2 separate regions of the Homo sapiens genome follow, and region 1 is linked to region 2. The links are chromatin contacts, found by Hi-C or POLR2A ChIA-PET in ENCODE. All regions are on one chromosome and are shown on one strand. Each heading gives the region's core, a stretch centred on a gene start or an enhancer-like site at or near the end of the contact. The rest is flanking DNA. Distances are from core to core; before and after follow the strand shown.

The links. A loop is a pair of places that touch in the nucleus more often than their neighbours do. ChIA-PET counts read pairs that join two places held with the same protein, here RNA polymerase II (POLR2A). Pooled maps may share reads with other maps.
Region 1: a loop to region 2 is called in a map of mammary epithelial cell, with 2.6 times the contacts of the local background. The contact joins the enhancer-like site here to the promoter of LECT2 in region 2. A Hi-C loop is called at or near these places in 7 of 168 maps with a recorded cell type or tissue (Calu3, IMR-90, MCF 10A and 4 more) and 4 of 50 pooled maps. POLR2A ChIA-PET finds 5 or more read pairs at or near these places in 2 of 52 experiments (MCF 10A and OCI-LY7).

Annotation. Positions count from the first base shown.
Region 1 is chr5:135,998,739-136,004,543 of GRCh38, forward strand. No RefSeq gene overlaps it. Among named protein-coding and RNA genes, the nearest start is that of TGFBI, 27 kb to the right of the region's middle. RefSeq lists an enhancer at 2,628-3,129. Within about 2 kb of position 2,378, at least 3 of the 41 ENCODE cell types and tissues checked have a DNase peak (open chromatin) inside an H3K27ac peak, as active enhancers do.
Region 2 is chr5:135,952,480-135,958,136 of GRCh38, forward strand. LECT2 (leukocyte cell derived chemotaxin 2) reads right to left here and starts at 2,504. Exons shown (of 4, transcript NM_002302.3): 1 at 2,309-2,504; 2 at 392-488. The coding sequence starts at 2,354.

The DNA.
Region 1 (5,805 bases), core at 1,128-3,627, 46 kb after region 2:
TGCTGGGTAACAAATTACCTTCAACTTAGTGGCTTAAAACAATACAGTGGCTTTTTTTGTTTAATCTCACAGTTTCCATGGGTCAGGAGTCTGGACATAGAGGAGATGGGTTCTCAGCTCACAATCTCATCAGGCTGAAATCAAAGTGTTAACCAGGGCTATGTTTTCATTTGGAGCTCAGGGTTCCCGGTAATCAGAATTCAGTTCCTGCAGTTGTAGGGCTGAGGTCCCATTTTCTAGCCAATCTAGGGGCTGCGCTCAGGTCCTAGAGGGCCGTGCAGGTCCCCTCCACGGGAAGTTCACAGCATGGCTGTTTACTTTCCTTCAGGCCAGCAGGAGAGTGCCTGAATTACATCTGCAAAGTCCCTTTTGCCATACAAAGTAACATGTCACTGGAGTGACAGCCAGTCTTATTTACGGGTCCCACTTACACTCAAAGGGAGGAGATGATGCCTGCACAGCAGGGACCAGGAATCTTAGGACCCATCTTAGAATTCTGCGCATTGCACATGGTTTTTCCTTTGACTTCCTATTTCTCCATCTAGAAAGGCAGGGGCTGTGGGCTAGGTCCTCTCAGAGATTCTGCTCTGCACCAATACTCTGAGTCTGTGTTCTCCTTCATTTTATGATTAGAGTCCATTTGGAAGCACTATGCCCAATCATCTCATCCAAAATGTGCCTTGAAGATAGTGATGGGGACAGGGGCAGAGATGACTGAGAACCACTGAAGGGGTCGCAGGCCAAGGGAGGGGCAGCTGAGTAACGGGCAGGGAGGCCTGCTCCTGGAATGGATGTTTGGTGAGTCATTAGGGCTGTTCACATACATTCTGTTTCTTCTTCTGAGCAGCGGAAGTGGGATTTTACTTCCCCATCCCCTTTGCAATTCAGTATAGGCATGTGCCTGACTGTGGCTGGTGAAATCTGAGCAGGGATGATGTCTATCATTCTGAGCTGAAGTTTTAAGAGCCCGTGTGTGTGTGTGTGTGTGTGTGTGTGTGTGAGTGTGTGTGTTGTCTCAACTCCCTTGTCCTCTGCTATAGTGACTAGCAGTTTGAGACGGTGGCTGCTTCATTATCCTGGGTCCCTGAAGGGATGCAGAACAGAACTCCAGCCAACCCGAAATGGACTTGTGGCACAGATGACAGAAATAAATCTTTGTTGTTTAAAGCCCCTAAGATTTAGGATTGTTTGTTACTGCAGCATCACCTAGCCTATCCTGGCTGGTACAAAAAGGACAGTATCACAGTTATTCTGGCTGCCACCTTCTCTTTTTCTCCGGAAACTCTTATCTGAGCCAGGTCTTTGATGCAGTGGCTTCTCAAAGATATAGCCATAGGGTTCAATCTTGATGAAAAGTGACTGTGTTGCTCTATAGTCATGTATCTTCCGTCATTCAAACTGAGCTACTCACCTGCTTGCTGAGAGAAGATGCTCTCCCACACCCTGGGCCCTCAGCCCTCATGATAAATAAATAATTTTTGTTTGAGAACAAATAAGAGTAATTAGCACATTCAGGGAAAACTGCCAGTCAAACCTGACTTGGACATGCTTTGATGTAGTTTACTTGTCATCTTGTTCTGAAAAATCTCAATTACCTGCAACCTGCCATTCCCGCTCTTTTCTTTTCCTACACCTCTAATTTGTTTGTCAGTCACACAGGCATCTTTATGATCCCTATTTTTTCCAGGCTTTTATGTTGATGATGTCTTTCTCTTGGGGTCTTTTCTGCCACCACATCCAGAAGACTGCACCTTGCTTTTTCCTGAGCATTTTGAAACTCTGTCCGTTCTTGGATGCTTCTCACATTGCAGTCACCTGTGTAACTGTTGCTCCCTGTTTGCCTCCCTTCCTCTGGGGACCATTCTCCACTTTCTTTCTTCTCTGGGCTTGCTTCTCCTACTCTCCCTTATCATCTTTTAGGGCTTCAGAGTGGCACTTCTCACTGGGGCCATCTGCAAGCTGTTCTTTGGCTCAGGAGACCATTGCCCCTGCTCCACAGTCTCCCGATGAGGGAGGATGCTGGCAGAGGTTGGCTGCCACTCAATTACCCAGACTCATTCCAAAGACCACGCAAATTTTTGTCCAGAGGGATGGTGACTGCCAGGGGGACCGATAGAGGGTACACAGGCATAGATCACCCTCAAGCAGAGACTACAACTGGTTAGGACTATGAGAAGAAATTATGCACAAGAGCGTGTCATAGTGTAAATTATGCCATGGTTTAAAGAGGAAATAAGACACAGAGAGAATCTGGCAATTATAATAATAATAATAACTAACAGTTAATGAGCACTTTCCATGACCCAAGCACAGCGTAGACACTTCCTATGGATTATCTCCTGCAGTCTTCATATTTCCTGTTGGGTAACACTAGTCTCATGCCCACAATTCGGATGAGGAAGCAGGGGCTCAGAAAGTTAAAGCAGTTCACCTAAGGTACACAGCAAGTAAGCAGAGAACTGGGATAGGGTCCCAGACAGCTGGCTTCAAAGTCCATGCTTCTACCCAGGCAAAGGGAAGAAAGAACTACACTGGCCAGAGGAGCTACCCCCTAGTTGCCAGTGTCCATGATGATTCCCTTGTGAGGAGGCCCCCCAGTCCAGATCCTTCCCATCCCACCTACCTGGAACTCGCTTCCAGCTGATTGGCTACAGGGCTCTGCCACATGATGCAAACTGGAAAAGGCCCTGTTTGAACTCTTCCCCTGCAAGAGTTCAGGCCCACAGGTTCTGGTGTGGGCTTGCTCAGCTGGAGGTAGCCTGAGGTGAGCTGGAGTTTACAGCCCTGGCTGCAGGCATCCTGCCGGGTTGGACTGCCTTGCTTTTCAGAGTAGGGGGAATTGAATTATTATTGCATCAACTCCTCCGACACTCTGAGAACTATGGCCTCCCTCATTCCTTCCTCTGTGGCTTTTCTCTGCCCATAAATGAAAAGCAGATTGCCTCACTGGTGCTGGATGCTCAGAGCAGAACCGCATCCTAGGTGTGGAAGAGCAGAAATGTTTCTCACCATCTGTTTCTCGTTGACTTCAGTGGGGCCATGCTTAGACAATGGGGCAGTATGCAGCCTGCATGGGGTGTGGCCCCACAGGGTGACCCCATGGCCTGCTGGCTGGCAGGCTGGGGAGTGGCCCTCCTCTGCCTTGAAGGCCAAGAGGCTGGGGAGCTTGTGTTTCCTAGAGTGTGGGGGTGGTTTCCCCCTCATTTGGCCGTTTCTTCTTCCTTTTCTTTCTAGAAAGATGGATTTCAGCTGTTTTCCCAAGACTCATAGTAACCTCCTAGTAAAGTCGATATTTACTGTGTGTGTGTCTGTGTGTGTCTGCCTGTGTGTGTGTTATGAACAGTGTAAATGTATTCTACGTTTAATGCAGAAAACCTAGAAGAATGAAAAGAAGCAAAAAGTAACAGCCCCATTATCAAGATTTTTTTTTGATGTGTTCTGTCAGTGGTCTATTTTTCTTGATTATTTTTTAGCATCATTAAAAAAAAATATCGGGACCTAATGCACGCTGCTGAGTTAGGCAGTATTCTAAGTACTTCGCAGGGGATAATTTCAGGTTGCATATAGTACAACCCTATGAGTAAATAATTTCATTAACAGCATTTTTACAAATGAAGACACTGCAGTTAAGAGGGGCAGGAGCTCCGCTCAAGATCACCCAGGAAGGTGTGGTGGGACCAGGACTCAGGACTCAGTTGCAGGTTGGGTAACTCCAAATTTCACAGCTCATAACTACCTCCACCGTACACACTATACATGAAATGCAAGGCAGTTTGTGTCCTGTTTTTCACTAAGCAGTAGATGGGGACTATTCAACCAATAGTCCTGTATGCATGATTTTAACAGCTGCGTATATCTCATTACATAGATTTAGCTGAACCTGTTTAGCCAATCCCCTGACTTTGGGTTGTTCCAAATGTTGTCATTATAATGCTGAGATGATCATTCAATACAGATACCCTTAAGGCTATATCCATTGATTTGCCAGTAGTGGAATTTGAGCTAATAGACATGCATGATACTTTAAGAAGTTTTGAAAGATGAGGGAAATTGCCTTTAAGAAAAGTTTTACTCTTTGCAACACTAAGCATTATAATCTTTCATTTACGAAAATAGCAAAGAAGATTTTTTTAAATGCATGATTCCTTTTTATACCTTTCATTTTTTTTAGTGATCCAAATAGGAAACTTTTTCATTCATTGTCAATTTTAACTTAACCTTCTGTAAACTCAATGTTCATGCTCTTCACACAATGTAATTTATTAGGTAATTTATTTTTACGTTGATTTGCAAAAGCCTTTTACATTAAGGATGTTGATCCTTTGCCACCTGTGTTGCAAACATGTCTCTCGGTTTGTTATCTGCCTTCTTATCTTGCTTATGATGTTTTGTATTTTTGTGAAATAGAGGTTCAAAAATGCTATGCAGCTAATCTATCAATCTTTTTCTTGGTACTTTCTTCCTACAGTATTTTATTTTTTAAAGTTTTTTTTCTGTCTTACCTAAAATATTAAGTAAACCTTAGCATTAAATACAGATATTGTCCTATTGTTTAAAATTGAAGTTGCGGTTATTTTATTTTCTAGCACAACAATTACAGAAAGTATTTATATTCATTTTTGGTCATTTTTGTTTATTAATTTTTAAACCACAATCTTCTGAATATATACATCAAGAATAGCAGGTAAGAAATGAATGTACCACCCTGCTCCCTTTTTCCCCAGGTTGGGTGTCACTCACTGACCCCTGCATTCTCTCCCGCAGAGCTCAGAAGGGGCTCAGAATCTTGCTCAATACAGTAATCCTCAATGCCACAATCCTCAACACAGGTACTCCTACAAATTGAGACCCATAGGTCTCATCATCCTTTATGTTTAACAATCATTAAGAAAGACCTACACTGCGTAATAGCTTTGGTGGCCATCCGTCATTGCAGGTGATACTTCCTAAATTGTAGGGTGAAAGATATGGCATAAGAAATTAATTTCTTGGTCTTCTTATAAAATTTCAGAAGCCAAGGACAGCTTAGGGAAATAGCAAAGGGCTAAGCATAAAATCTCAGAATTCTCTGATAACACAGTCCAACTGGACTTTTGAATTTGGGATCTATGCTCCATAAAAGAAGAGCTGCATATCCAGAATTCCCTTTTTGTTGTTGTTGTTTTTTGTTTTCGTTTTTGTTTTTTTGAGACAGAGTCTCGCTCTGTTGCCCAGGCTGGAGCACAGTGGCGTGATCTCGGCTCACTGCAAGCTCTGCCTCCCGGGTTCACGCCATTCTCCTGCCTCAGCGTCCCAAGTAGCTGGGACTACAGGTGCCCGCCACCAGGCCAGGCTAATTTTTTTTTGTATTTTTAGTAGAGATGGGGTTTCACGGTGTTAGCCAGGATGGTCTCGATCTTGTGACCTGGTGATCCACCTGCCTCAGCCTCCCAAAGTGCTGGGATTACAGGCGTGAGCCACTGCGCCCGGCCTGTGTTCTTCAAGTTTATTACCTCAGTCACTAGTATAAGTCTATTTCAAGTCCTTGAATGTCTAAGAATGTCTGTCTGTTGCCTTCATAAGGCTGCAAAATTACTGGATCCTAACTTTCTTCCTTCAAAACTTTCTAAAGCCTGCTCTATACAGGGTGGCAAAGGACAAGTCTGAAGCCAACCAATTTTGTAAACTTTGAAAGAGGTATTTTTTTTCCCTCAATGCTCATGACATGAAAACAAATTAGTCTTATAATTCAAATATGTTGCTAGAATGTGTTTTAGCCCCTGTGACACAGTGAGGCCTCTCTGTCAGGGATCCCCTAGGCCACAG
Region 2 (5,657 bases), core at 1,254-3,753:
AGGCTTCACCATCTCCAACTGTGCTTGGCAGGTCCCTTAACCCTTTGGTACCTCAGTTAAAGTTTCTCTTCTATAAAATGGGATAGTTGTGTTTAATAACCCTTTGGAAAAAAACAGTTGAGATAAGTGAATGTGTGAAGACATTCAGAAGGAAAACATTGTGTTTGCTCCCTGATCTTTTCCTTCTTCCACATTCTGATCCCAATTTATAGCTCATACTTGAAGCAGAGTTCTTGGAAGCTGCTCCAAAGACAGTGATGTAACTGGTTACATCTCTGGTTTTTCATGCTGTCAGAACTGTGAGCCCTTGAGGCAACCAACGTTGGGCAAGGACACTAAGAAAAGAGGTTAGGGACCAAAGGGTTGGGTGGGTGGTTGTGCAACTTCATACCTTTGAGCAGAGTACTGTCCACAGCCATGGCGGTCACACGTCCGGATCTCATTGGAAGACTTGCCAGCACATATATTAGCCCATGGCCCTGCCAGTGCTAAAAAGGAGAAAAGTGAGAGCAGAGCTCCTGGCCTCAGACATTTCCTATCCCCATTTGCCTTATCAGTCACACAGTTGATCCTGACAATTCTGTTTTCACTGTAGTTTTCCCTGGACTTTATGTATTTATGGGAAGATCGTCCTTCCAGAATTTTATTTCCTGATTCAGATGTAAAATTGGCTTTTTCCCTGGCCACAGAATTCTGCTTTGTGACGTTAGAGTATCAGTGAATACAATTTTTTTTTTTTTTGGATCGGAGTCTCACTCTGTTGCCAAGCTGGAGCACAGTGGCGTGATCTCAGCTGACTTCAACCTCCATCTCCTGGGTTCAAGTGATTCTCCTTCCCCAGCCGCCTGAGTAGCTGGGACTACAGGTGCGCACCACCACACCCAGCTAATTTTTGTATTTTTAGTAGAGACGGAGTTTCACCATGTTGGTCAGGACGGTCTTGATCTCTTGACCTCGTGATCTGCCTGCCTCAGCCTCCCAAAGTGCAGGGATTACAGGCGTGAGCCACTGCGCCCAGCTGAATGTGTTTCTTTATAAGCATTGGCCTCCATCATTATACTTTGCTTCAGATCCATTAGTAAATGGTATAAGTTGTGCTTTTCTATTTTTCTTTGCTCATTATCTGCCATGGGGATCATTATTTTTAGATTAAGCAAAAATAATAAAATAGCATGGCTCAGAAAATAATTTTAGAAATTGTAATTTTGAAATGGTTAGTTCCACTAATCAAATCCAAGCAAATGTTTGAATTAAAGGAGAAACGAACTCTGTACTAGCCAAGTTTGTTTAACACTAGATAAATCTCTCATAGTTGCCAACATGGAAGAGGGAGATTCTTAAAAATAATCTGAAATGTCAAACCAATTTAGCCTAGACTGAGATTAGGGGTGAAGGTAGGAGAAGGAGTAGAACCAATTATATGAAAAATTATGAAACGTGGAGGAGGGGCTGCTTTCTCAGCAGACTTGGTGCAAACTTTGTTTCAGGCACAATTTGTTTCTTTACTATAGTAAGCACTTAATAAATGTTCAATGGAATTAAATGTCCTGGATTTCCAGTGTTAACATTCACAGAGAGATACAGTGAGCACACTCAACCTTGCACTTTGAAACAAACAAGCAAAAGCGAGAGCCTGGTAATTTGACTATTGATTTTATTTAAAGACATTTTACTCTTCATTAATACCTATCCTGTGAAGAGAACCTACAGAATATGGCCATTAAGCCTCTTCTTTAAAATACTTTTAAAAGGTGGGTTTCAAAAGTTTTATGCCTTGGAGCCAAGCTCCAAATCAACACCTTGATCAAGATATAATCCCATCACTTTGGCAACTAATATTTATCCTTGGGAATTGAGGCAAATATCAGACAGTGTAGTAATTTATTCACTTTTTCCTCCTTCGGTGAGTATTAAGGGAGCCATCCCTTTGTCTTAATCCATACCAGTCTCTGTATTAGTATCTGTATCAGAATTTGATTTTGATCAAAATCAGAATCAAATATTTATATCAACTTTTTATTATCTAGTTTTGTTCTAGTTAAGTCCCAGACCCAGACTCAGACTGAAAGGCTTTGTAATGTCTTCTCAACCCACTATTATGTTTCCCTCATTAAAGAACCGGAACATTCCATTTAAATTACTTAAAACATCCTCAGGACCATGTGTCATTCCTATTTCATTTTTAATAGCCAAATACACAAGTCTTTGTTGTGATCATGCTATTAATGACTTTTTAATCTTTTTAGTCTTCCCCTGAAATCAGTTTTTAAAAGTTAATCAATATTCTAAAATTGCACTTTCGACTTACCGGTAGAAATCAGACCAGCCAAAAGGAGGGCTTTGGTGGAAAACATCTGGTTTTACTTCCTTTAGTTTCTTCCTCTGATTAGAGTTGCCCCCACACTCTCTTTGAAGAATATTCAAGTTTGAATGAATACTTCCTAGCTATTTAGCCTTAGAATTCTGCATCTCTCATTTCTTTAGTGTGAGACACAAAAAGTTTAAGAGGATGGAGCAAGTCAAGTTCTAATATTCCATGGATAGCTATTTGATTTGCAGGTAGGGCCTATGTAAAAGCCTTTGATCTGAAGAAGAAGCCAATTATATTGGAAATACTGACTAAATATTAACAGAAAATGATAAGGCTAGGTGCATATCGACAGTCTTCTGGGCTGTGGCTTGTAGGAGAATGTTCGTGCGAATGATGGAATATTTAGTGCTGCCTGCTGGTAGATCTTTCTTTTATTTCCTTGATAGCACATATTTCAGAAGAAAATTGGTCATTAATAATGTGTAGCCCTTCATAACATATTCCTTAATATATCCCTTAGGTGTTTTTGAATTCTCAGTTTAATTATATTTCACCTGTGTAATATTTGCAAATAACTTTAATATTTTAATAAAATTGCATGTATTCACCTTAAATATGTGATTTTTAAATGTTTTCTTGTTTATGATAATGGTAAGTTAACACCATTAAAAGCATCCATCAATAAAGGAAAAAAGATTAATTATAATATAGTCATTGATATGGTTTGGATCTGTGTCCCCACCCAAATCTCATGTTCAATTGTAATCCCCAGTGTTGGAGGTGGGGCCTGGTGAGAGGTGATTGAATTATGGGGCTAGAGTGCTCATGAATGGGTTGGCATCATCCCCTTAGTGCTGTTGTCCTGATAGTGAGTGAGTGAGTTATGGTGAGATCCGGTTGTTTAAAAGTGTGTAGCACCTCCCCTGTTCTCACTTCCTCCTGCTTCAGCCGTGTAAGACATGCCTGCTTGCCCTTTGCCTTCCGCCATGATTTTCAGTTTCCTGAGACGTCCCAAGAAGCTACCATGCTTTCTGTACCTCTTTTCTTTATAAATTACCCAATCTCAGGTATTTCTTTATAGCAATGCAAGAACAGAATAATACAGTCATACAACAGAGTAAAATATAACAATTTAAATGAAGACAATCTACATGTATTAACACAGCTAGATCTCTAGATATACTGTTGAATTAAAAAGCTATTTTTAGAATTATATATATAGTATCATACTATTTATAATATGTAAAATCTGAAAACAAGTATATTAATCTTAATGAATGCTGTATGTATAATAAAAATATGCACAGACTACCTTTAAGGTACTAATTACTTCTGGATAGTGAGAGAAATAAAACCGTGGAAGGATATACAGAGTACATAAACTCTAAAATATTTTATTTCTAAAAAAAGAAAAAAATCAGAAGCAAATATGTTAAAATATTAATTTGTTAATTATTGGAGATAGACACATGGATGTTATGTTACCCTGTACTTTTCTGGGGAATTAAATTTTCAGTGTGTTTCAAATATATGTTAGCAGCTCCTTTTTAGCTTAATATTAGATGAGCACCTGGAATTTTCTATGGAAGCTTCCCCATTTAAATTATGTGCCAGTAGCTGTGGGAGATTGGGATTGTAGCCCCAGTTCTTCACCCTCTCTGCATCCACACCTTTGCCATGTTTCATGGGGGCAAAGGGAACTTTCCTCACCCTTGATTTTGGGTTTAGCTGTGTAGCTTTGACCACTAAGATGAGGCAGAAGTGGCAGTGGGTCGGGAAAGCCTGGGTCTTCTGGGGCCTTAGTCTTTGCACACTCCTTCCTGTGTTTCTACATCGCCGTGAGGCAGATGATCCTGCTGCCCTGGGAAGGGAATGGATGCCATGCAGAGCACAGTTGCCCCTACAAAATCCAGCTTAGTATACCCTATGAATGTATGGGCTTAACTGGCTGTCATTGGAAGCCACTGAGTTTTGGTGTGGTATGTCACACAACAATAACTAAACGATGCCAATGAGATTATGCACCTAATTGTTTTTGCTTCACACACAACCTTTCAAGGAGGCATCTAATGTATACAATATAGAATGCCAACGCATTGAATACATCAAGGATCTGAGTCAATGTACTGAAAGAATAGGTTAGTGAAACAAAACAGATGATTCAGAAATAGGCACAAATATATACAGCATGTAGTATACAATAGAAGTCATACTTTAAATGATTAGAGGAAATATAAGTCATTCTATTAACTGTATTGAGACAACAACTGGCAAGAAATAAAAGTGCAGTCTAGGCGTGGTGGCTCATGCATGTAATCCTAGCACTTTGTGAGGCCTGTGCGGGAGGATCACTTGAGGCCAGGAGATCGAGACGAGCCTAGGCAACATAGCAAAACCCCATTCCTACAAAACATTTTTAAAACTTAGTCAGGCATGGTGTGTGTGTACGCAGTCCTAGCTACTTGGGAGGCTGAGGCAGAAGGAATATTTGAATCCAGGAGTTTGAAGTTACAGTGAGCTACGATCATGCCACTGCACTCCACCCTGGGTAAGATAGTGAGACCCTGTCTCAAAATAAATAAATAAATAAAAGTTCAATCCATATCAAAGTGAACCAAACATTTGTATGCAAAAGGAGAGAAAGAGGGAGGAGGAGGAAAGAAAGAAAAGAAATGAACTGAAACCATAGAAATACTAGGAGAAATTATGAATGATTTTTAATGGTCTTGGTATGGGTTGGACTTTTCAAAGAATGTTAAAAAACCCAGAAGTGCTGAAGGAAATATTTGATAAATGCGTTATAACAATAATAAAAAAAACTTTCTACAAAGCCAACAGTATCCTGATCAGAGTCAAAAGATAATAATCTGAAAAAAATATCTATAACCCATATAATATGACAGATAAGGAACTCATCTCCCTAATATATAAAGAATTCTTTAAAAAAATAAAAGGTGTAAACAAATTGATAGAAAAATGGGCAAAGGCCAGGCGCGGTGGCTCACACCTGTAATCCCAGCACTTTGGGAGGCCGAGGCAGGCGGATCACGAGGTCAGGAGTTCGAGACCAGCCTGGCCAACATGGCGAAACCCCATCTCTACTAGAAATACAAAAATTAGCCAGATGTGGTGACAGACACCTGTAATCTCAGCTTCTTGGGAGGCTGAGGCAGGAGAATCGCTTGAACCTGGGAGGCGGAGTTTGCAGTGAGCCGAGATTGTGCCATTGCATTCCAGCCTGGGCAACAAGAGCAAGACTCCGTCTCAAAAGAAAAAAAAAAGAAAAATGGGCAAAAGATAGCAGCAGACTTTCCTAAAAGAAAAAATACAGATTACCAATATGTAT